3 separate regions of the Homo sapiens genome follow, and all the other regions are linked to region 3. Evidence: chromatin loops called from intact Hi-C (ENCODE). Cell type or tissue: gastrocnemius medialis. All regions are shown on one strand. Region 1 overlaps FHOD3 (formin homology 2 domain containing 3). Region 2 overlaps FHOD3 (formin homology 2 domain containing 3). Region 3 overlaps FHOD3 (formin homology 2 domain containing 3).

The links. Peaks named below come from ENCODE experiments on the same cell type or tissue, not always from the same donor. Only the 100,000 strongest peaks of a DNase experiment are listed, where the experiment ranks them.
Region 1: it touches region 3 in a loop (2.5-fold over the local background); 9 of 110 quality-filtered maps call a loop at or near these places.
Region 2: a loop joins it to region 3, with 4 times the contacts of the local background. A loop is called at or near these places in 21 of 110 quality-filtered maps.

What each region holds. Positions count from the first base shown.
Region 1 is chr18:36,659,235-36,661,734 of GRCh38, forward strand. All of the region lies in intron 14 of FHOD3 (formin homology 2 domain containing 3), which reads left to right. LOC105372071 (a long non-coding RNA gene) reads right to left here. Exons shown (of 3, transcript NR_132982.1): 2 at 1,683-1,775; 3 at 1,155-1,329. Among named protein-coding and RNA genes, the nearest start is that of TPGS2, 170 kb to the right of the region's middle. In gastrocnemius medialis, no CTCF peak of the experiment used is centred here; a DNase peak (open chromatin) is centred at 1,277; H3K27ac peaks cover 1,135 bases.
Region 2 is chr18:36,419,394-36,421,893 of GRCh38, forward strand. All of the region lies in intron 3 of FHOD3 (formin homology 2 domain containing 3), which reads left to right. Among named protein-coding and RNA genes, the nearest start is that of FHOD3, 120 kb to the left of the region's middle. In gastrocnemius medialis, a CTCF peak has its summit at 1,040; DNase peaks (open chromatin) are centred at 358, 998 and 1,644; H3K27ac peaks cover 1,932 bases.
Region 3 is chr18:36,308,640-36,311,139 of GRCh38, forward strand. The region is part of intron 1 of FHOD3 (formin homology 2 domain containing 3); the gene reads left to right. Among named protein-coding and RNA genes, the nearest start is that of FHOD3, 12 kb to the left of the region's middle. In gastrocnemius medialis, no CTCF peak of the experiment used is centred here; a DNase peak (open chromatin) is centred at 942; H3K27ac peaks cover 352 bases.

The sequences.
Region 1 (2,500 bases), 350 kb after region 3:
GTCACTGTTAACTTCTAAGATGGCATGTAGATCCTACGGTGTCAAGCTCTCAGATTCCACAGTCCAGTGTGGTCCTGGGCTGAGCACACTTGGGCTAAGTTAGGTCTTGATAATAAGGTAACCATTTGATTACCCCGAAGACACCATTACCTGTCTGTAGTTCTGTCCTTTACCCTAGGGCACCTCCTGTTGGGATTAGCTGAAGTTACCTGTAGTCCTGAAAAGGTCACCATACAGATGACCCTTGTCAAATGGGATGTAAGATTTGGGGCCAAAGTGAGTAATATTGGAGTCAGACTGATACGACGTTGCACATCTTGCACCTGCCAAGCTGCCAGCTCCTCAGGGACTAGAACCAGGCTCTGTTCATTGGTGTGTTCCCTACAGTGCCTGGGGCCTGGCAATAGTAGAGCCACAGTAAACACTGATGGAAGGATGGGGTGACTTAGCTGCTCACTGCTTGGGAACACTTTGGAGGTCTGTGAAGTTATAAAGTTATACAGACAGGGGTCCATGTGGCCCACAAGATTACCAAAGCCCTGGGCTTGGATGTTCTTCCCAGGTTCTGAAAGGGAAGCCCCAACCTCTGCCCGCTTTTCTGCCACTGGAATCCCAGGTCCAGGTTTGGGCTAGAAGATCCAGGATCCTGAAGGACTCCTGTCTGTGTCTCCTTCTCTGCCTGGACTGGCTGAAGTGCCCCTGGGGATAAGGAGGGTGGGCAGTTAAACCAGGAATGGTAGAATTGGATCCCAGAGCCTGGGCGCGGTGGCTCACACCTGTAATCCCAACACTTTGGGAGGCCGAGGTGGGCAGATCACGAGGTCAGGAGTTTGAGACCAGCCCAACCAACATGGTGAACCCCCGTCTCTACTAAAAATACAAAACTTAGCCGAGTGTGGTGGTGCACGCCTGTTATCCCAGCTACTCAGGAGGCTGAGGCAGGAGAATCACTTGAACCTGGGAGGTGGAAGTTGCAGTGAGCCGAGATTGTGCCATTGCACTCCAGCCTGGGTGACCGTGAGACTCTGTCTCAAAAACAAAACAAAAACAAAAAAGACTTGGATCCCAGAGTGCCTTGAACATCCTGGGGAAGAGGCTGGACTTTATCCTGAGACCACTGGAGCTGTTCAAGTTTGGAAACAGGAGACAGGAGGCAGGAGGCAACCAATTCTAATTTGTTAGTAGCATAGAACAAGCCACTGGGGTGAGGCTGCAGGAACAAGGGCTGCCGCGAGGCAGTGTCAGAGTCCAAGAGAGATGACCGTGCCCAACATGGCACTGGCTGTGGGACTTGCCAGGAGCAGCAGGTTTGGCAGAGTTGGCTGCCGCCTGGAGGGTAAGAGGAGACGCAAAATGAGTAGAGGTTCAGGCTTGCACGAGTGTATGGATGTTAGAAACAAGGAACTGGGACGATACTGGAAGAAAAGCAAATTGGGTGGAGACTTCCAGCATGGGGCATGGGTGGTCCAAGGAGCCTGTCTGACATCCAGGGAGATGTTCCAGAGGCCCTGGGGAGGTGTGGACTCAGCAGTCCTTGGCTTGAAGAAGGCTCTGGAGTTAAATCCCTCAGAGAGCCTGGCATTGGGATGGGGTCACTGGGGAACAGCAGTGGTGGGATGACTCTCCTAAGTTCCTTTCCTTCTTACAGTACGCTGTTGCTGTAGGAACTTGGTTTTCTTTACCATCACTCTATCCACGAGCGAGTACGGTAGCTTCTAAGAGTCTATCACCTCCTTTACATTTGCTTGTCTTTTTCACTGTCACCTTGTGTGGCTCTGAAAAAACATATGATGAATCATTTGACATATCAGATGTGCAGTTTTATTAAGACCAGGAAGCCACTGGACCTGGCTGTATTACCACTTTACTTATGTTTTGTAAGTGGGGGAAAAAAAAAAAGAAATAAGAGGATCTTCTAACTCCAAATCATACTTGTGCACCATCGCCCAAGAATATTACATCAGTTGCACTTATGATAATAGACATTTTTATATAGTTTGAATTTTTTCTTTGTCATATTTGACAACTGAATTCTTTGGATATCACCCATAATCTAATTTCACCTATGCAAGTATTTTTTGCCCATTAAGATGTGTGATTATTTTTACTGAGGTATATATACTTTAGTAGAATTTGTAAGATTTATGGTTGGTATGTTTTATATATACATATATTATTAAAACCAAAAAGGAACTATATTATCAATAATGGTTACATTTCTGCAATGAGGATGCGCGTCTTCTGTGATCATACCCCTGACTAATAAACATTGTGCCTGAGCCCTGTACAATACTAGGAAGTTCTAGAACTTCATTCCCTTGATTTGGAAACAAGACTACTTCACTGAAGTCCTGGGATAATCAGGCCAACTAAAACACCCTTCAGGCACCTCGGCCCACTTTGGAAATGCAAGTGGACATTGTCATGAGCTTGGAGTTTTCCATTTCTTCCCCAACAAGTATATTCATGTGTTAGATGTTGATAAAACTTGGAATGATAA
Region 2 (2,500 bases), 110 kb after region 3:
GGATGGAGCTCCCAGTTTAGCTGTTGGGTTTGTACATAAAATGCCACAGCACAGCAGTCTGAGCTCTTGCTTTCTGTTTAAATAAAAAGGCAGATGCTTCACACATGTTTTCATGAATTTATATAAACCATGGAAGGAAAGAATGCTGATATTCAATAGGAACCCTGTAGCAACTTGTTACTTGTAATTTTTAGGTTTACTGTAAGAGCAAATGCAGAAAGCAAACCTGCATCTGTGCTGACACTGGGTTGGGACTAACCCATGCTCTTTTAAGTGCCTAAGTAGTGGGTGAATGGGGCATCTATAAATAGTGAGTTAGTGTGTCTGACAGACCTCAGAGACTGGAGGGATTCCTTGGGCCAGCATTGTCTCATGTGGCCACATGTGGCCAGGGAGGAACACAGCTGAAGGGAAGGAAGTGCGCTCTCTTTTATCCTTCTTTCCATATCAAGAAGAGTAGATCCTTGAGTCAGGGAGCTAGCCTGCTGAGGAGCGCTAGCTCTGGAGCATGGTCTACTGGGCAGACCTAAAGTAGGACTGAGAAAAGCTTTGCCACTTCCTTGAGGAAGATACTGTATTGGCTTCCATGACTTCCGGAGGCATCTGATGCCTCCCAACCGGCTACCCTGCTAAGTTACACTTGATTAACTTTTCTGTCTCCTCTTGGACTCAGTGTTTTATGAAGCTGAGCTTCTCTTGGAATGCGGAGCCTGGAAAGGGAGGAAGTGTGCCCTGGGCATTCCTTACAGTTGTACTGGATTCATACTGATCCGTCCACACTCTCTCGGGCCTCTGTGACAGCGCCAGGCACATGTCACTGTTGAATTAATTGATGGTGTACACTTGTTAGCAGATGAGCTACAGTTGAGGGTATAGTCTGTGGCCATCAGATACAGTCAGATGTCATGTGGGCCAAAACTTACAACCTTGGAGTCATAAACCAGCTGTGAACACCCAGGAAATGAATCATTCCATCTGAGCCAATCTGCAGTCTCCTCTCTCACTTGCCACCTGACACTGTAGCACCCCTTCTGGTGTGATTGAAGAACTTCTAAGTGCCAGCCTGCCCACACCTGGTGATGCACCAGTGTCTGTGTGCTGCCTCGGGAGGTGACTGTGAGATATGAGGATCTTATATAAGCTAGTAGTTTTGCATATGGCTAGCCCTTGTTGGCTCGGGACAGCTGGTTTAACAACCAGCCCTTAGATGACACTGGGTAGAAATTTGATGTTAAGTATTTCTCACTCCCTTATTATAGGATTTTTTAAGAGCAGTGTTTGCCTAAAGTCAGAACCATCTTCTAGGAGAGGGGTCAGGTGGTACTGCTAGTTTTTGGCCAGTTTCTTTTAGCTTATCTGTGATTCACTTAGATGGTTGATACATTCCTTGCCCATTCTGGTGGCTTTCTGACCATGGGGGACTGTCTGGTGGCAGTGCAGGATAATAAGTAGGAAGGCTTATGATCTGAGGAGTGTAAATAGTAAATGGAGACATCTCTTGTTAGTTTTTCATTTCAGCTGTTGACTCCTCAGTAGTGCTGGATTTTTTATGTTTATCACTGTCTCTTTCACCCCCACCCTCTCTTACCCAGAAGACAAATGGTGAGGTTAAATTTGGCCATGACTCAGCCAAAGTCTGGTGGTGGCCATCAGGAAAGAGTGTCAGAGGTCTTAGAATTGGCACTCGGGTGCTTGAACTGTTTTTAGTTTTCACTAAAGTTGAAACTATTCTGGTTGAACTTATTCTGGTAATAAGCTGAAAACAATGTGCTCCTGGGCATGTTTCAAAAACTAAAACATTTTTTAAAATGGAAATATGGATTAGGGTAGCTTGCCACAATGATAGTCACGTGTAGGGAAATACACACAAATTGAACTAAGTCTAACTTTTATGCTTAGATAACAAAAAGATACTTTTGAATTTACCAAATATTCATTCAAGCAGTCACCAATGAGGCATCTGGATAGCTTCTTTTGTAAGACTGTCCTTATTCTTATAAAGTTAGTTGGCTCTGAAAACTTTACTTCAGTTGATCCAAGAGTTTGAGTTGATATTTCAAGGATGTTAAACTTTGCAGCCTAAAACAAAACTGAGATTGCATATGATTGGTTTTTATGGCTTCCATTTTAGAATGAAAAAGACGATAGTGATTGGCTTAACTTTTTTTCTCTCTTTAGAAAACATTTCATAGCGGTAAAGGTGACATATACTGTTGAAAATGTATAAAGGTAGCTCTGGGTCCAGGGGTGTTGCTGGCAGATTTTTTGAAATAATTCTCCAGAATCAGCAGTCAACAAGAAAAGAACAGTGACTTGCAACCTGGAAATCCAGCTGGGACTGCCATGAATGTTTGTGGTAGTTTGGGATCACATGCCGGTTCTAGGGGACAGCAGGTCCATGCTGGTTCCTGGGTGGCAGCCCCTGTGTGGATAGGCAGTCTATAGTGTGGGGGAGTGGGTACCTGAAGAAAGAGACCTGTAAAGGAGTCAGCATAGCACC
Region 3 (2,500 bases):
TGGGTCTCACTTCATCCTGTGGCTGCGTCCCTCCACCAGATGTAAAGCCCCAGTAGCAGGAAGCACATTAACTTACCTTTCATTTCAGAGTTCCTAGGACAGGGTCTGTTACATAGTAAGCCCCAACAAATATTTTTTTGAATATTTGCAAGAATGTTAAATGGAAAAAGTGCAACATATGTTAATATACATGATGATTGCAGCAATAGGAAAGTGTCTGTAGGGTGGAGCCTTAGCCTTCAGATCCCTAAACTGTCGCCATGATTTGTGGATGTTATAACTCCTCCCCCACACTGTAGGTGAGTGTGGTAGAACCAACTCTTCAATGTATCAAAAACTTGTTTCTGGCCTCCCTACTGAGTCCCTGCTAGATCCTCCAGCAGGAAAGTACAGCTTGCAAGGAAGCCCCATGTTGGCAAGAGAAGGCATGCTGTCCTGGATGGTGTGGGCATGCCTGGGGGCTCTCGTGGGTGGGGTGGGTATTGGGGTCTTCTCTTATGGAGGGAGACCAGGCCAGACTTAAGGCCTGCAGTTCACGATGGGGAAGTACCAGCTTGTGAGCCAGGTGCTCTCACTTGTACTGTTCCTAAGCCTTGTTTTCCGTTCCTGCCCATGCTGAGCCGAGGGGAAGAGCGTTGTGAGCTTGTGTGAGGGGGAGGGTCCCTGAGGCAAGTGTGGCCACAGTGGCTGCAGCAGCTCTGATTAATGGGAAATTCCAAGAGGAAGGTAGACCTGGGGAGAAAGGAGTGGTGGCTGCAGAGTCCAACTGCCCTTCTTGCCAAACACGGAGATTCTGCCTTTTGCCAACCGTGGAGGCTCTGCGTAGGAGATTTTATTTCAGGTGATGGTGCTCACCTTGGAGGGATCTGTTACTCATTCCCATATCAGATCATAGCTTCAGGCTGCAGGAGGACTCAGGCAGGCTCCTGACCGCAGCTTCTGTGAATCACCAGACACCGGCAGTCCGGGAGCGGCTAGTGTCTGAGCTGCCAGTGCCCGGAAGTGAGAGAGGTTATCCAGTCTTCCTGCTGCTCCTCCATCCAACCTCAGCAGCACCATGTGCCTGGGAGCAGGGAAAGGAGAGCTGTTGGGCAGTCCTGTCCAGAACAATAGTCAAGGATACGAGTGGTTTTTTGTTCCCAGAACTGAGTGCATTTTTGTGGACAGTGATTCATTACAGAATACGCCAGTACTAGAACCACAGCATGTCTGTGCAGTTTACTAGGCACTGGGACATAGGTTAGCCTGGCTGATCCTCTCATGACCCTGAAAGAGGGCAAGTGGGGCATTTGGGCCTCCGTCTCAAAGGTGAGAAAATGAAAATCAGTTGGTTCATGACCAATGCACTGTAATCACCCCTCACAGGGTGAAAAAATGAACTCAGCACATGGCTTCTGTTGTTCCGCCTGGCTCCCTGTCTCCATCTGTCAGAGATAAACCTGAAGGATGTGTGTTGACACCCAAAGAAGTGTGCAGAGTGAACACAGTCAGAGAAAAATGTAAGCTGAGTTGACATGACATTAAATGGAACAAGTTGGTGCTTAGTTTTACACAGGCTGGGGAGTAGAGCTTGGCTATGTGGTAAGCTTTATTTCTATCAATGCTACTGATCCCAGGAATGTGAAAATGATATCCTTTATTATGATGATGGGCTGGGGAAGTAAGGCATAAACATAATGCAAAGTGAAGTAACAACTGAAGGCAGCATATGACTCATGTCAAAGTGTGACATAGGCCTGTGGGGCTATAGAAATATCAACTTGGGGCCGGGTGCAGTGGCTTATACCTGTAATCCCACCACTTCAGGAGGTTGAGGTGGGTGGATCACCTGAGGTCAGGAGTTTGGGACCAGCCTGGCCAACATGGCGAAACCCCATCTCTACTAAAAAGTACAAAAATTAGCCAGGCATGGTGGTGGGTGCCCGTAATTCCAATTACTCAGGAGGCTGAGGCAGGAGAATTGCTTGAACCTGGGAGGTGGAGGTTGCAGTGAACCGAGATCGTGCCACTGCACTCCAGCCTGAGCAACAGGAGTGAGACTCCATCTCAAAAAAAAAAAAAAGAAAAGAAAAAAAAAAGAAATGTCAACTTGGGAAAAATCCACGTGGACTGCATGGCCTGGAAAGCCTCGTGGAGAAGGAGGGTGGGGTTTCAGTTGGTGAAAGGGAGGTAAAGGGCACCTGGTACAGGTGAGACACAGGTAGGATATGGGAGTCAGGATCAGGCTCCAAGGCTCTGGGTGGGTGAAGATAGCCCCCTGGAGGGATGTGGCCTGCAGCAGTGGGCCCGGGGCTAAGCTAATATATGGGGTTGACTGGGGAGCAGAGGCTGTTGTCAATGACCACAAACTGAATAAAAAATTATTTTCATTTCATGTAATAGAAACATGACAGAAAAGGAAAGGAAGAGGAAAGACAGACAGGAAGAAAATAATTACAGAAAAGATGACAGAAAGAGAATTGGGGCAAAGAAGAAAGGAGATGGATGGATGGGGAGTCAC